Linked DNA regions of Homo sapiens: region 2 is linked to region 1. The links are chromatin loops, found by intact Hi-C in ENCODE. Cell type or tissue: heart left ventricle. All regions are shown on one strand.

Evidence for each region. Hi-C counts contacts between places; a loop is a spot of excess contacts. Peaks named below come from ENCODE experiments on the same cell type or tissue, not always from the same donor. Only the 100,000 strongest peaks of a DNase experiment are listed, where the experiment ranks them.
Region 2: a loop joins it to region 1, with 2.5 times the contacts of the local background. A loop is called at or near these places in 3 of 110 quality-filtered maps.

The regions. Positions count from the first base shown.
Region 1 is chr3:8,476,982-8,484,981 of GRCh38, reverse strand. The region is part of intron 3 of LMCD1-AS1 (LMCD1 antisense RNA 1); the gene reads left to right. Among named protein-coding and RNA genes, the nearest start is that of LMCD1-AS1, 21 kb to the left of the region's middle. RefSeq lists an enhancer at 1,305-1,599. In heart left ventricle, a CTCF peak has its summit at 3,404 (motif pointing left); a DNase peak (open chromatin) is centred at 1,551; H3K27ac peaks cover 2,897 bases.
Region 2 is chr3:8,535,663-8,543,662 of GRCh38, reverse strand. It overlaps LMCD1 (LIM and cysteine rich domains 1), which reads right to left. Exons shown (of 6, transcript NM_014583.4): 3 at 6,223-6,478. Among named protein-coding and RNA genes, the nearest start is that of LINC00312, 32 kb to the left of the region's middle. RefSeq lists an enhancer at 7,083-8,000. In heart left ventricle, no CTCF peak of the experiment used is centred here; a DNase peak (open chromatin) is centred at 3,085; H3K27ac peaks cover 1,078 bases.

The DNA of each region.
Region 1 (8,000 bases):
TTGAGATGGGAAGATTATCCAGGTGGGCTCTGAATGTAATCACAGGTGTTCCTATAAAAGGGAGGTGAGGGAGAGTCAACACAGACAGAAGAGGACAAAGCAATGTGAACATGGGACAGAGATTGGAGTGATACAACCACAAGCCAAGGAATGCTGGCAACTTCTAGAAGTTGGAAGTAGCAAAGAATGGATTCTCCCCTAGAGCCAGGAGCACAGTTGTGCTGACGTGTTCATTTTAGCCCAGTGATGTGGATTTTGGACTTCCAGCCTTCAGAAACAGGAGATAAGTTGTTTCTGTTGTTTTAAGCCATCAACTGTTTGTGGTAATTATTTGTTAAAGCAGCTGAAGGACATTGATACAGGCAGATCTTAGCCTCAGGCTGGGGTATGACATGGTCTGATTTATGTCTTCCAATGGGCACTTGGAGCTCTTTGTGGAGTAGAGACCAGAAAAGGCAGGAGTAGAGGTGGAGAGATCAGCTGGGAGGTTCTTGCAGGCATGCAGATGAGACAAGATGTGGCAGTGGATGTGTGGAGAGCTGGAACATCCAAGATATTCTTTGGAGGTAGACTGAAAATACTTGCTAATAAATTGCCACTAGGAAAAGCGGGCTCTGAAAAGTCATCAAAAACTTAATCTGAGTGTAAGTGTGTGTGTGTGTGTGTGTGTGTGTGTGTGTGTGTGTGTTTATTCAAGAAAAAAAAAGCTTGTAATTTTTAAAAAGAAGCACAGTTTAAGCCAGTGGTGGGGTTTTAGGCTCTGAACTCCTCCAGATATGGAGAGACATGCTCAGTGGGTGGCAGGTTGTGGAGTTTCATTAGAACACATTCTATTATGCTCCTTAGCTGACCACCTGTTCTGTGTATAAGCTGTTACAATGCCTTTTTTAGAAGTTGATACATTGCAGGTCAAATCATAATATTGCCCATGCCTGCTCACAGGGAATTTTTGTGACACTCCTGGGTATGGGAGGCCTATGAAGAACGTAGTTTAGATGCTGCAATGTTGACATTCTTAGGACATTTCGAAGGTTTCCTGGCCTGGTGACCAAACTTTAGTATGTGTCTAATTCATCTGGTGAACTTAGAAATTATGCAGATTTGAGAAATGTAGCTCCAGAGATTCTGATTCACTATGTTGGGACAGTGATTCTCAATTTTAAAATAATTACCTGGGAAACTTTTTAAAATGCAGGTTCTGGGTGGAGCCTGAGATTCTGCATTTCTGATGAGCTCCCAGGTGATGCTCATGCTGTTGGTCTCTGGACCACACCTGGAGGAGCAAGATTCCTAGGAATTGTTTTCAGAGCTGTAAGCCCCTGAGTGCCAAGGTTGAGGCTTCCTCCAGTGTGGATGTGATACTACATGTGTTTGAAAACAAAGGCAGCTCTGGACACATTGCCAAGCCCTTTTGTAGGATGGCCCAGCTGTGGTCTTGGTTCAGCAGATCGTTTTCCTCTCTAAACCAGTGACACTCTGCATTCCCTCCTGCTGAGCTCATACATGTCTCCTTGCCAAACCCAACAGAGGCTGGCTTCCCAGACTGGGTTACGAGGCTGAGGTTTGCCAGGCTCAGTCCTTCCACAAGTGCCACTCATGGGCTAGACGACTTCCTCAGCCCAGTGGTGTCTGTCTTGTTCAGGACCCCATGTGGGCTGCACACCACCATCAGCATGCTGTTTCTAACACACAGTCCTGGCCATGCTCCTCCCCTACTTCCAACCCTGCCTGGGCCCCCATTGCCCTCCAGAGAAGGTCCAAGTTCATTGGTCTACCCACCAACCTCTACTTCCATCTCCAGCCTTTACCATCTGCTACCACCATTAGTTACTTGTTTCATATATGCATTATGTCTTCTCTCCAGGCCAGAGGACTCACAATTGAATTCAGAAACCATCCTCACACTATGGGGAAAACTACATATGGTAAGGAGAGAGAGGAACAAGATTTGAGAGGCAGTGCAACCTAGTGGATAAGAGCACAGGCTTTCGCATCAAATCCCAGCATGGTCATACTTCAACTGTGTGACCTTGAACTGTCTCTGGGCCTTAGTTTTCTTATCTGCAAAATAGGGAAAAGAAAACATTTCATTTAGGGCAGTCGAAAGGATTTAATGAGGTCGTATATTTGAAAAACTTAACTTTGTACCAGGCATGTAATAAGCACTCACGTCAGCAATTGATGTCCATCCCTCTCTTTCCTCTCTCTTTTCCCTTCTTGTACTTCCCCTTTTTTCTTGCTCTACCCTCAGGATCTTGGGGCCTTCATAAAGGTACAAGTCTTGGGATTTTCTCTAAGTGAAAATTCCACAAGTGTGGGAAGCATTGGTCATATTCCAGAAACTGTTTTTGATAATTGGCCAATAGGAACTGTTTTGAGCTGTCCACTTAGCTACATTAGCAGGAGCACTTTAAAAGGAAATGAATGAAAATGTTCATTATTCTGGCCATTAATCCATACTTGGAGCAAACAGGAATCTCTAAGTCCAAACATTTCCCCTGTAAAGCTTTGTTTACCTTGGAGACCAACATCAACACAATTAGGTTTCAATATCAACAACATGGGAGGGTTGGAAGTCAGGAACAGCGGATGCCTTTTATAAATCCGGTGTCCAGGGCCACAGTTAACACCTTCCTTTCTAGACTGGGAAGGGTTGTTTTGCTGTAGGGGGTAGGGTGACATTTCAGAGTTGCTCCATTAGATGAAATAATCAGGCACTGACAATCGATTGCAGATGTCGTTGTCAGTAGCATTATGTGGGATACTCCTTGACTTGGTGCAGATAAAGTCCAAAGATGAGTGTTTGCTAAGGTCCAGCCACCTCCACTGCCAGCCATATGGGGTATAATTTGTCTGTGGGTCACACTAAGCAAGAGAAATGCAGGCTTCAGCTAGGGTCAATTCATCCACTCAACAACAAATATTTTCCAAGTACCTAGTATGTGTCAATCACTGTTCTAGAGCCTGGTGATGGAGCAATGAAGGGAACATAAAAATCCTTGTCTTCGTGGAGCCTACTTTCTAGTTAGGTACATATTTAAATTAAGCCTACAAAATATCTACTTACCTCAGCCTGAATTCAAAGACATAAATGATTCCAGGTCTTGGGATTTGGTGGGCGAAGCAACCTTAAGGATTGTTTATACTATTGATTCACTGTCTTTCTTAGGAACACACACTTCTTTGAGAATATTATAGAAGATGTGAATCCTCATTCAATCTATGCAAACTTTCACCTTCAGTTTCTGATAATTCATCCCCCTTACCTCCCCAAATTCAAGCCCTAGGTTAAAACCTTTGATCTGGTTCTAACATCTTGAGACTGTTTCTCAGCATCCTTGCAAATAAGGACTTACTGAAAGATAATGGATTTTTTTTTAAATGAGGAACTTGCTCCCTCTCCAGGCAGCTCATTTCATCCTAGAGCTCTGACTGTAGACTACCAATTTCTTTTTTGACACTGTTCCGTGTCTCTAAGCCTTGAGGTTGAGATCTGGTGCAAGTATGTCTGGCACCCTATTCACTGCGTTCCTGTTTGTCTTGAAGGTGCAGAGAGAAGTACCTCCCTCTATCACTGATATGGTTTGACTGTGTTCCCACCCAAATCTCATCTTGAATTGTAGTTCCCATAATCTCCACGTGTCATGGGAGGGACCTGGTGGGAGGTAATTGGATCATGGCACGGTGGTTATTCCTATGCTGTTCATGTGATAGTGAGTGAATTCTCAGAGATCTGATGGTTTTATAAAGAGCCTTCCCCTTTGCTTGGCTCTCATTCTCTCTCCTGCCACCTTGCAAAGATGTGCCTTCTGCCTGATTGTAAGTTTCCTGAGGCCTCCTAGCCATGCGGAACTGTGAGACAATTAAACCTCTTTTCTTTATAAATTACCCAGTCTCGGGTATTTCTTCAAAGCAATGTGAGAACAGACTAATACAATCACCCTCCCAGGTTTTGAGGCTATTATGGGCTTGGCTACTATTCTTTTCCCTGAAAAGGAAAGGCTTCAGTAACATTGTTTCTCCTGGTCGCTCTATAAAGATACTAGCCCAAGATAGGCCTCCTTAATCTCCTCCATCCTCTGTTTACCTTCTTATCTGAAAATATTACTGGATTTGCAGATTAGCCAAAGGAAACAGAGACATGTTTTTAAGGCTGGCAACTTGCTTTTTGAACCTGCAAGAATTCATATGGCTTAAATGACTTCTCTGTTCCTTGTGTTGCACAGGAGGAAAGAAAAAGAAAAAAAAAAACTCTAACTTATGGCCAGGTAGAAGAGCCGTGTCAACAAGGTACCCTCACTCTCTGTGGAAAGCCAGTTTTTCTTTTAACCTGAGGTCCAGACCAAGTGAAATGGTTCAAAAGGACAGGGCCAGAGATCAAACTGTGAGAGCTCCTTATGAAGCAAAGGATAGTGCGAGACATCCCAGTACCTTAAAGAGCTCGCTGTTCAAAACAAATCTGCTGAGATTTGGAAGTGAGTAGGTCTTATCTATCAGACAAGAGCTAGGCAATTTTTAAAAGCATGGGCCCCTCAAGAATGGAAAGGTTGTATTTATTCTTAAAATCAGTGAAGCCACAAGGCAGAGGGGGTTGGAGTGAAATGATTTTATTTTCTTTAGCCTACTTCAAGCTGTTTTTGAGCCACATATACACATAACAACCACCGCCCTATTACTGTGGGCCTGCTGTGTGCTGTGGAGTTCTGTAAGAGCTGGGCTGTTCATTCTGCATCCGCACAGCATCCTGACCAAGAAGGAATTGTCGTCACTGGTCCTCTGCTTCACAAAATTAAATTAAGGATTAATTAATTAAGGATTCTTGGTTTATACACATACTAAAAATTTCATATTTGAATCATGTAATGAATACTCATGACCTCAAATTTAAAACAAAATCTCAGACTTTGACAATAACTTACCTGTAAAGTGTAGGGCTCTTCCCTCATCTCATCCCTGCCCCCCCATCATACTATTGTCCTGAGTCTCATGTCCGTCACCCCCACCTTTCCTTTTTATATAACTTTATTTCACCTATACATACTCATAAATACATGTGTCTATTCCATTCTAGTTGTTTTAAAATTTATATAAAAGGTGATCACACTTTAGGTAATTTTAGGGACTTGTTGTCTTTACTTAATACATTGCTGAGACCCATCTGTGTTGTTGCATTTCTCTGTAGTTTATCCATTTCGACTCTTACTATGTTCTAAGTATCTGCCATATGCTCTTAAATATTCTACTGTGGGAATATCCCACAGTTTATTCATTCATTCTTCCTCGAATGGGCTTTTGTGTTATCACCAGACTGTTGCTCTTGTTAACAGTGTGGCCTTGAACATTCTTGTGTATCTTGATTTTCCAAAGTGGTTGCACCAATTTACATGCTTATGGAAATATATAGATTATAGTCAGTCCAATGTTTGGAATTGTCAGTTTTAAATTTTTTTCCAAACTAATGAACATTAAAAAAATTGTGGTATTGATTTGCATTTCCTTGATCATTAAAGATTTTGAACAACTCATATATATATATTTGGCTCTATGTTTCCTCTTTTGTGAATTATCTGTTCCTTTCTTTTGCCCACATTTTCCTATTACTTTAGTTGTGCTTTACTTAGTGATATGGTTTGGCTATGTCCCTGCCCAAATCTCATCTTGAATTCTAGCTCCTATAATCCCCATGTGTCATGCAAGGGACCTAGTGGAAGGTAATTGAATCACGGGGGCAGGTTTTTCTGTGCTGTTCTCATGATAATGAATAAGTCTCATGAGATCTGATGGTTTTATAAAGGAAGTTCCCCTGCACATGACCTCTTGCCTGCCACCATGTAAGACGCACCTTTGCTCTTCCTTTGCCTCCTGCCATGATAGTTAGGCCTCCCCAGCCATGTGGAATGTGAGTCCATTAAACCTCTTTCCTTTATAAATTACCCAGTCTTGAGTATGTCTTTATTAGCAGCATGAGAACAGACTAATACACTTAGTGACTTTTTTATAGGAGTTATTCATATGTTCTTGTTACTAATCCAAAAAGAGAATTAATAGCTATATTTTCTCAGTGGGGAAACTGAATGTCCTAGAGTTAAATGACTTGGTCATGATCATGTAGCCATACATGGAGGGCCAGCATTCCTCCCAGGCCTGTCTGATTTGGTGTATATCCTAAATACCTGGTCCATGCTATCTTCCTACTGAGACGTCTATGGACCCGCAATGCGAGGGCTGATGCTTTTCCCTGCCATAGCACCAATGGGCTGGAGAGCATTGAAATGGTCCCTACGTCTTTGGGCTTAGTTTCTTCATCTGTACATCTGTGCTGTATTTTCTCCCAGTAAATCTCAGAGCACCTGTCCCCAACTTTTTAACTCTTCTTGTCATTAGGTTTCAAAGTGGCTAGTGTGCTGGGGGAGGGAATGGTCCCCACCAGCCTCCAATCCATCTGGCCAGTCCACAGCATGGTCTCCACAGTCTTGGATAATTGGGTCTTGACTGGCAGCTCCAAGTATCTTACTTGATTTGGGGTTTGGGAGGCCTGGGGTGAACAAAGACAGTCCTATTAGGTTGGTGCAAAAGTAATTGCGTTTTAGTAATGGCAAAAACCACAATTACTTTTGCACCAACCTAATAGCTTCTTTAAAATTCTTCCTTGATTGTCAATTGCCATGATACTTGGCTATCATTTCCTGAATGCAGTGGTTTCCAGGGAGCCATTGATTAAGCATGGCAGAAGGGAAAATTAAGAATGCTCATCATGGCCGGGCGCGGTGGCTCACGCCTGTAATCCCAGCACTTTGGGAGGCCGAGGCGGGTGGATCATGAGGTCAGGAGATCGAGACCATCCTGGCTAACAAGGTGAAACCCCGTCTCTACTAAAAATACAAAAAATTAGCCGGGCGCGGTGGCGGGCGCCTGTAGTCCCAGCTACTCGGGAGGCTGAGGCAGGAGAATGGCGTGAACCCGGGAAGCGGAGCTTGCAGTGAGCCGAGATTGCGCCACTGCAGTCCGCAGTCCGGCCTGGGCGACAGAGCGAGACTCCGTCTCAAAAAAAAAAAAAAAAAAAAAAAAAGAATGCTCATCATGACGGCTCTCATTTTTTTGTTCATTCAACAAACATTTATTGAGCACCTACAATGCTTCAGGCACACTGGGCAGGTGGTGCTCGTAGATGTCAGATAGACTTGAGTTTAATGCCTTTTACTGGCTCTGGGGACCTTGACCAAGTTCCTTAACCTCTCTGAGCTTCAGTTTTCCCATTATTAAAATGGGGGCTAATATCCAGGTAGTACTTTTAAAATATGTCTGCAAATTCTTTCCTCCTATTAAGAAGTGACATCAGTGTCTCCTCCCTTTGTGGGGGGCCTTTGTGGCTGCTTCAAAGAACAGAATGGGATGAAGTGATGCTGCATGGCACCCAAGGCCAAGTTAGAAAAGGCCATGCAACTTTGCACTCTGGGGCCTTTAGCCATGGTGTAAGAAACCCAGGACTCTGAGGCTCTCAGGTGGAGACCCCATGTAAAAAGAAAACACAGAGGATGAAAGATGGACAAGAAGCTCCCGCTCTTCCAGCCCCAGTTGTGGAGACTTCCCAGCACAACATCTAGACACATGAGTGAATACACCATTGAGATGACCCTATCTCAGTCACCATCCAACTGCACCCACATGAGGGCCCTGAGCAGAAACTGCCCAGCTGAGCCCAGTCAACCTCCAGATTCATATGCAAAATAAACGATGGGAATTTTTAAGCCAATATTTTTATTTTAGGGTTTTGTTATACAACAATCAATCACCAGGACAATCCACTTTGCAGGGCTGAGGACAGGTTAGAAATGATGCACATAAAGCCCACAGCACAGTCTGAATTTGGAGGTGGGGACATACTTTCATATACTCTGTCCTTCAATTCCAGGGTGATCCCGGGAAGTAGGCACTGGCTACATTGTTCAGACTGGGTCATAACGAACTGCTTGCCTCATTATCTGTCCTGTCTGGTGGCA
Region 2 (8,000 bases), 59 kb before region 1:
AAATACTGAAAAATCAGCCAGGTGTGGTGGCACATGCCTGTAGACCTGGCTACTTCAGTGGCTGAGGTGGGAGGATCGCTTGAGCTCAGGAGCTTAAGGTTATAGTGAGCTGTGATCACACCACTGCAGTCTAGCCTGGGCAGCATGTCTCAAAATCTATCTATCTATCTGTCTGTCTGTCTGTCTATCTGTCTGTCTGTCTATCTCTCTGTCTGTCTGTCTATCTATCTATCTATCTATCTATCTATCTATCTATCTATCTATCATCTATCTATCTATCTATCAGCAGTTTAAAACAGTTTCTCCTGGGTGGCTCTGACACAGGATACCCCAGGGTTGGGGCTTCTCTCGGGGCAGTGAGTGGGGAAAGAGGATGTGACCATCAGAGACAGTGAGAAGTGGCAGCCGGACGGCCAACAGGCGAGGGCAGGCACAGAGCCCTGCAGAGATGCGTTAGGGTGTAGCCTTGGGTGGCAACTTTGCTCACACCGTCCCCTTCCTATTTCTTGCCCAGGGCCTGCCCCTGCTTCCAGAATCTAAAGAAGGATTTCGGAGAAGTGGAAAGAAGAGCTTGGCTCACTCTGCCAGAGTGGGGATCAGGCCTGACTAGCATCTTACTAACACCAAGTTCCGAAGCAGCCCCATCCAGGCTGATTCGGCTCATGGGAGAGTAATTGCCCTTCCTGGGAAGACTGCTGACTTCTCCATGTTCAGCAGTTGAAGAGATGATAGGAACAGCCAACTCTTAGGGAGGGCTTGCTATGATCCAGGCACTCTTCCAAGTGCTTCACACACGTTAACCCATTTAATTCTCACAACAACCCTAGGAGGAAGGTACTAATGTTACCTTTTGGAAAACAGAGGCACAGAGAAGTTAAGTAACCTCCCCAAGGTCACACAGCTAGTATGTGATAGAGACAGCTATGAACCCAGCAGCATGGGTCTCAAGCCCTTCTCTGCTGCCTCTCTAGAAGACGGATGATTTTCCAAGAGGAAAAATATTCCCCAATCTCTGGAGGCATTTCCTTTTGTCATCATTTCAGAGTGAGCGGGCTGGGTAAGCATCAAGTGGTAACAGGATCCCCCATTCCCTGGATGTGTCTGTTTCTCTGGCTTTCCAGGGCCTGCACCCTTTTCTTCTGAGCTTTACAATAAATGGTGTGCTAGGGATCCTGGGGCAGCGGCTTCGCCAGCCAGATGTTAGTTGACCCCTGCGTTCACGGTGTCCTTTCACGGCTCTGCACTGGCATTGGGTGTCTGTGGCTGCAGGGCTAATGTGCTTCCTGGCTGGAGCCTTGGAGAAAGGGAGTTTCCCTTCCCAAGGACCCAGTGATCCTTTTGCAGCTCAAAGCTCCAGCTGGGGCTGGGCATGGTGGTTCATGCCTGTAATCCAAGCACTTTGGGAGGCCAAGGCGGGCAGATGGCTTGAGGTCAGGAGTTTGAGACCAGCCTGGCCAACATGGTAAAACCCCATCTCTACTTAAAAACAACAACAAAAAAATTAGCTGGGCATGGTGGTGTGTGCCTATAGCCCCAGCTAATTGGGAAGCTGAGACATGAGAATCGCTTGAACCCAGGAGGCGGAGGTTGTAGTGAGATCAGATCCTGCCACTGCGACAGAGGAAGAAGCAGTCACAAAAAAAAAAAAAAAAAAAAAAAAGCTCCAGCCTCTCTGTCTTTGCATGGTCAATGCCACTGCATCCAGCTGCCACTGGTGTGTACTTTGTGATCCTGGCCTTGCCTGGCTGGTCTGAGACTTCCACCACTGCTCCCTATTCACAAACGTTGCTAATCAAGCCCTCAGAATCCCTCTTAACACAGCCCTCCAAGCAACCACTATTGACTGGCACGGACTTGGGAAGGGGATGACAGGGACAGAGGTTTGGGCCGGAGTCAACGACCTGGCACTGCTCTGACTCTGAAACAGAATCTCCCAGGTATCTCTCTGATACCCGACTACGTCATGTTATCTACGTCTCATACCTGACTACGTCATAGGAGCTAAATCTTGTTCCCATAACCTTTAGCAGGAAGCATTTTCTCAGACCAGTTGGAAAGGTTGGTTTAGGTTTTATGTTTTTCCTAAGGACCTTTCTTGATTTTTCTTTTTTCTGAGATGGAGTTTTGCTCTTGTTGCCCAGGCTGGAGTGCAGTGGCACAATCTCGGCTCACTGCAACCTCTGCCTCCCGGGTTCAAGCGATTATCCAGCCTCAGCCTCCCAAGTAGCTGGGATTACAGGCGCCTGCTACCACACCCGGCTAATTTTTGTATTTTTAGTAGAGAGGGGTTTCACCATGTTGGTCAGGCTGGTCTCAAACTCCTGACCTCAGGTGATCCACCTGCCTCGGCTTCCCAAAGTGCTAGGATTACAGGTGCGAGCCACTGCACCTGGCCCCCTGAGGACCTTTCTGAGTTACTTGGTGCTCTGCAACCTGGTCGGGACATCTTGGGTGGAGAGGTTCCAGGAATCTGCCTGTATCAGGAAAGAAACTAAAAATGCAAAGCAAAGTGGAAGGGAAGGCACTCCTGTACCCTGGATTAGGCAGTGAAACACACATGGGCTCTGGAATCCGGAGACCCTGTTCTGATTCTTCTCTTCCTGATTCTTCTGCTGGCAGCCAAGAACAGTAAATGGGCTTCATCTGACAAGTCAACCCCAGTCCATAGTGGTGACCGAGAGTGCTATGTGAAGAAGGATCCTGAGGGCCGATAAGAAGTCAATGGGAAACAGTACTCTGACTGATAAGTAATGCCTGCCATGGGTCTGGAAGCAGAGGGCGAGGTATGAGTAAGTGCCACCCCTGCATTGGCTCCTCACGGGCCTCTGTCTGCTCCTCTGTAAAATGAGCCTGTAACATACTCAGCACATAGGGCGCGGTGAGGTGTTCATGAGATACACATACAAATGCTCAGTGGATGCTGGTCTCCTTTGTCTTCTCCCTCTTTCCTTCCCCCAAATCCTGGCAGCTTTCAAAGCCACACTCAAGCTGCTTCCTGTTCATGATAGCCTTCCCTGAAAATGCTAACCCAGGGTATCTGCTCCTTCCTGCCTCCCCTCCCACCTGCCAGTTCGCCTGGCCTGGCCTGGATTGGTAGGGAAGAGCCCAAACTTTGGAGTCAGGGTGGCCTGAGTTCAAGACCTGGCTCTGTCACTTACATCGGCTGTGGGACATTGGGCTAGCTGCATCGTTGCATCATCTCTCTGAGCCTCAGTTTCCTTCTTTGTAGCTGAGGGTAATGATAGTATACTTCTAACAGTGCTGGATAATTAGATGAGATTGTGCATGGATAGCTCCTAGTATGGTGGCTAGTATACAGTAAATACTTAACAAATATCCACAATTAGGCTTATTGTTATCAGCATTTGAAGGCTTAAGAATTGCTCAGACTTTCATTCTGGTTGCAAAGGATGAGAGATAGCAAAATTCGGTCCCATTCCCAAAATATAATCAGTCTTGATCATTCGGTAATTAAAAAAAAGTTGGTCAATTCCCAGCTATGAGTGAGAACATGCGGTGTTTGGTTTTCTGTCCTTGCGATAATTTGCTCAGAATGATGGTTTCCAGCTTCATCCATGTCCCTACAAAGGATATGAACTCATCCTTTTTTATGGCTGCATTGAACAATAAGAACACTTGGACACAGGATGGGGAACATCACACACTGGGGCCTGTGGTGGGGTGGGGGCCTGGGGGAGGGATAGCATTAGGAGAATACCTAATGTAAATGATGAGTTAATGGGTGCAGCACGCCAACATGGCACATGTATACATATGTAACAAACCTGCACGTTGTGCACATGTACCCTAGAACTTAAAGTACAATAATAATAATAATAATAATAATAATAATAATAATAATAATAAAAATGTTGGGAAGGTGAGTGGGAAGGGGGAGTTGTCCAATCTCAGAAATGGGACTTGCCCTGGACGCCCAGATGAAGAGCAGACAGAGGGGTTCTTTACAGCCATGTGGTTTTATGAGCCAGCATTAATCACTGCCTGACGATGGCTTCCCCTGATTAGTCTGGGGTCAATGTGTTTGGGGTTTTCACCAGCCGGTCCCTGAAGCCCGCAGCCAGCTCTTTCATGAGCTGCTTGCTTTAGTTTCCACTGACATCCTGGAGACGTGCTTGATAGCTTACCCAGACCTGGGGCTGGAGGGAGACCTGAGCTCTGAACTACCGGGCATGTCCTGGCTCTGCTGTTGTTCTGTGGCCACACTCTGTGGCCCGGGACAAGCCCCTGTCTAGTACTAAAAACTTTTGAAAGCCAATTAACCATTCTGTGTTTCCTTACATGTAAAACAACTCGGCCTTACAGGGTGATCGAGTCCATGGATGCTGAAGTGTTCTTTTAAAATGTGCTCTTCTTTATCAAAAAGTACAGATTAAGAAAAAAATCTTAGTCTCTTTTCATTTTATCTGGAAGGGATTTTCCCCCCTAAGGCAACAGCTTAGAACTGTGCCTCTGAAACTCTCTATGGCGAAGGATCAAGGTTTGTTTGTTTTTTACTTATTGCAGAGTGATTTGTGGTCTCTCTCATGTGATTAGAATGTAGCGCATACCCCATGAGATTTCAGTGTGAGTCTTACCACAGTGGAATTCTGTTCTGATATGAGTTCTCATCCCATCACACAGTTGCATGTCAAATTGCTGTAACATTTTCCCAACATATATTCTCAATTTCTCAACTTTTTTCATTGGGTCCAGGTCACAAAGACTGTGCGGAAGAGCTCCAGTCCACAGCCCACACTTAGAGCATCTCTGGCCTAAAAGGTGACATTGCACTAACACTCGTCACACCTGTCCTGCACCCTGCACCGTCCTGGGTGCAGGGATGTTACGGTTTACAGGACAGGCAGGGTGTCTGCCCTCATATCTAGGCACAGAAAAAAGATAATCTGTTTGCAATAAAAGTTGTTAAAGAAACGAAAAGAAATAAAAAATGTGATAGGATGGCAGGTGACATCTATTGTAAACTGAATATCTGGAGAAGGACTATTTGGGAAGAGCAAGGAAAGAACCTTTCAGAAAAGGAGCAGGACGTGCGAAGGCCCCAAGGAGGGCAGGAGCTTGGTGTGTTCTAGCACTGGAAGGAGGAAGTCAGAGTGTCTTAAGGTGTTGAGATGTTGGGAGTGAGAGCACAGTGATGGGAGCCATGGAGGAGCCTGAAGGATAGGGCCATGAAGGGCTCCAAAGGCACTCCTTTTCTTCCAGCAGATATTCAATTAAATGCCATGCTTGCATTTTTAAAATTGTTGAACCTTCTACAAATTGTATTAACATATAGAAATCATCCAGCCTCTTGTTACTCCACATGTAAGGTTCTGGGGACCAGTAGCATCAACATCACCTGGGAGTATGTCAGGCGTGCGGTATCTCAGGATGGCCCTGAACTTGCTGGATGCATTCTGATGAGCTCCCCAGGTGATATCTACCCATGTTGAGATTGTAGGAGCCCTGATCTGGTGCATTGGATCTTGAAGGTGGCTGCACGGGGAGTCATTTAAATGGTCACATCTGATGATTTGGATTTTGTAGTCTGGAGCTTCTGACTCAATGGTCTGGGATGAGACCTGGGTATGGAGACCTTCTGCAGGTCCCGGGGATTCCAGCGAGCAGCTAGGGTGTAACCTTGTGTGAGTCACTTGCTCTCTCTGGACCTGTGTCCTTTCTGCCCTCCTCAGGGTTTCTCTGATCATTTACTTGAGATTTCTCTGGTTGCTTTTGTTCAAGGTTATATAAAACCAGTTTGGCTCTCCCTCCTAAGACCAATAGGTTTCAGCATTTAGGCAGAAGAGAGAAATGTTTCTCTGCTCTCCTACAGGTTTGCAAAGGGCATATCCCAGGCTACTTCAAGGGAAAATGAATATCTTGCAGATGGAGATAAGCACTCAGAATTTTGAGTGATAAACTATCTCCTGTTCAGAAGTGAGGAGCCCAAATGGAACAATAAATGCCCCTGTACTAGAGCTGCAAGGCCTCTTGGGGTCCATATGAACACCTCTACCCATTTCATGGATAAGGAAAACCGAGGCCCAGATAGTCTTCATTTCTCAACATCACATGATATAAGGGCAGGGCTAAAACCACAGCCACTCCTGTCATTTTTGTGACCTTGAGCTCTTGCCACCCCATGTTTGAAATTCAGAAACACTTGACATGGCTAGTATTTATGAGGATAGGAAAACAACTGCTTGGTTGGGGAAGCTCTCTTACCAGTTTCTGGGTGACTCCAGGGGGAGCCCACTCGTAGGTGATGGTGTCAAAAGTGGGATCTTTCCCAGTAGCAATAGGGTTGGTCATGATCATCCGGTTCCTCTTGTAAATCCGGATGCCGTCCCCGCCTTTCACCCGAGCAGTGAGGGTGGAATACTTGGAGTCCATCAGCAAGCGGCCAATTTTCCGATCGTCTTCTAGGTCAGATGTTAGGCAGTGGTCCTCTTGGCTGCATTTGCAAGACTTGCATATTTTCCTGGGGGTGGGTGGATGGGGACCAGTGAGATTAACCTCCAGGAAAAAGAGGCACATTCTCCTGCTAGCAGCATCTACCCTTTTGAAAGCAAGCTAAAACTTTAAGTTGGAAAAACTAGCAGCGGACAAATGGTAACCTGAGACAAAAAGGCCTTTGGAATTGGGAACTGCATTTGGGAAATGACAGTGTTTGTATTAATCTATCAGTGAGGAATGTAGGATATAACTTGTGCTGGTAAAAAGAGTGGTATGTTTTCCCTCCTGGTGGTTGCCACGGCAAAGGCTGATTTGTTCATCAGAGATGCTCTAAAGCTGGGCTGGAGTCTGTGTGGCCCATAGCCTAAACTTGGCCCACAATCTGCTCTTGTAAATAAAGTTTTATTGGAACACAGCCATGACCACTCATTAACATATTGTCTGTGGTTGATCTGGGGCAACAACAGCAGAGTTAGTAGTTACAACAGAGAGTATCTGGCTTACAAAGCCTAAAATATGTACTTTCTGGCCCTTTACAAAAAAAGTTTGCAAACTCCTGCTCTAAAGAATTATTAAAATTGTTTTCCAAGATCATAGCCTCGGAGCTTCAGCAACTTTTAAACTCTTTAGCATAAATACTGCCGTTAGAATGCAGTGAATATTTTCTTCAAGAAATTTGTGAACAGGACCCAGCAGGGAGAGAGGTCAGAAAACCCCTCTGGCTGGGGAGATGGATGTGTATTGGGAAGGCTTTGTCAGAAGAAGGAAACACATCCTGGGGAGGGTTCAGATTTACTAAAAAGCCTCATGCTTCTCTTTGACAATTAAAAACAAAAATCTGTGGCTACTTGGTGTCATGCTGTTAAGGTTTAGAAATCAAGAGAGTTCCACGGCGTGAGAGGAAAATCGCTCCCCTCCCTTTCCGGCCTGTCACCATGGGCAGGCTGTGCTGGGTCTCAGATGCTCTTCTGCATGCAACTTGAGAGCTTGTACAGTAAAGTGAGCAATGTCAAGGCCAACTGCAGGGATGAGGGAGGCCCAGCAAGGGAGGTCACTGCAGCTGAATGATCGGCAAGGCTGAGGGAACCCTCCTTTTCCCTCCTACAGTCAGGAGGTAAATACGTCTGATCGAATATCACAAACGTTGATTGTGGGGCTAGTGGGGGCAAGCCCTGATGGTCTAAATTAGTGGTTCTCAACTAAGGTCAATTCTGTCCCAAAGGACAGAATTAGCAATGTCTGGAGACATCTTCGATTGTCCCAGTGGGGTAGAGGAGTGCTATTGGTGTCTGGTGGGTAGAGGCCAGGGATGCTGTAAACATTCTACATTCCACAGAATAGCTCCAACAACAAAGAATTATGAGGCCCAAAATGTCAATTGTGCTGAGAGGTTGGGAACCCCTTACTGAATATGAAGAGAAGAAGGCCTTGTTGTGACCTTTAAGGAGCTTACAGTTGGGATGGGACAGGGAGAGAAAATCAGATGGAAATTATATAAAGTAGAATACATTCAGGGCAGAAGAGAGTTGCCTAAAATCTGGGAGTAG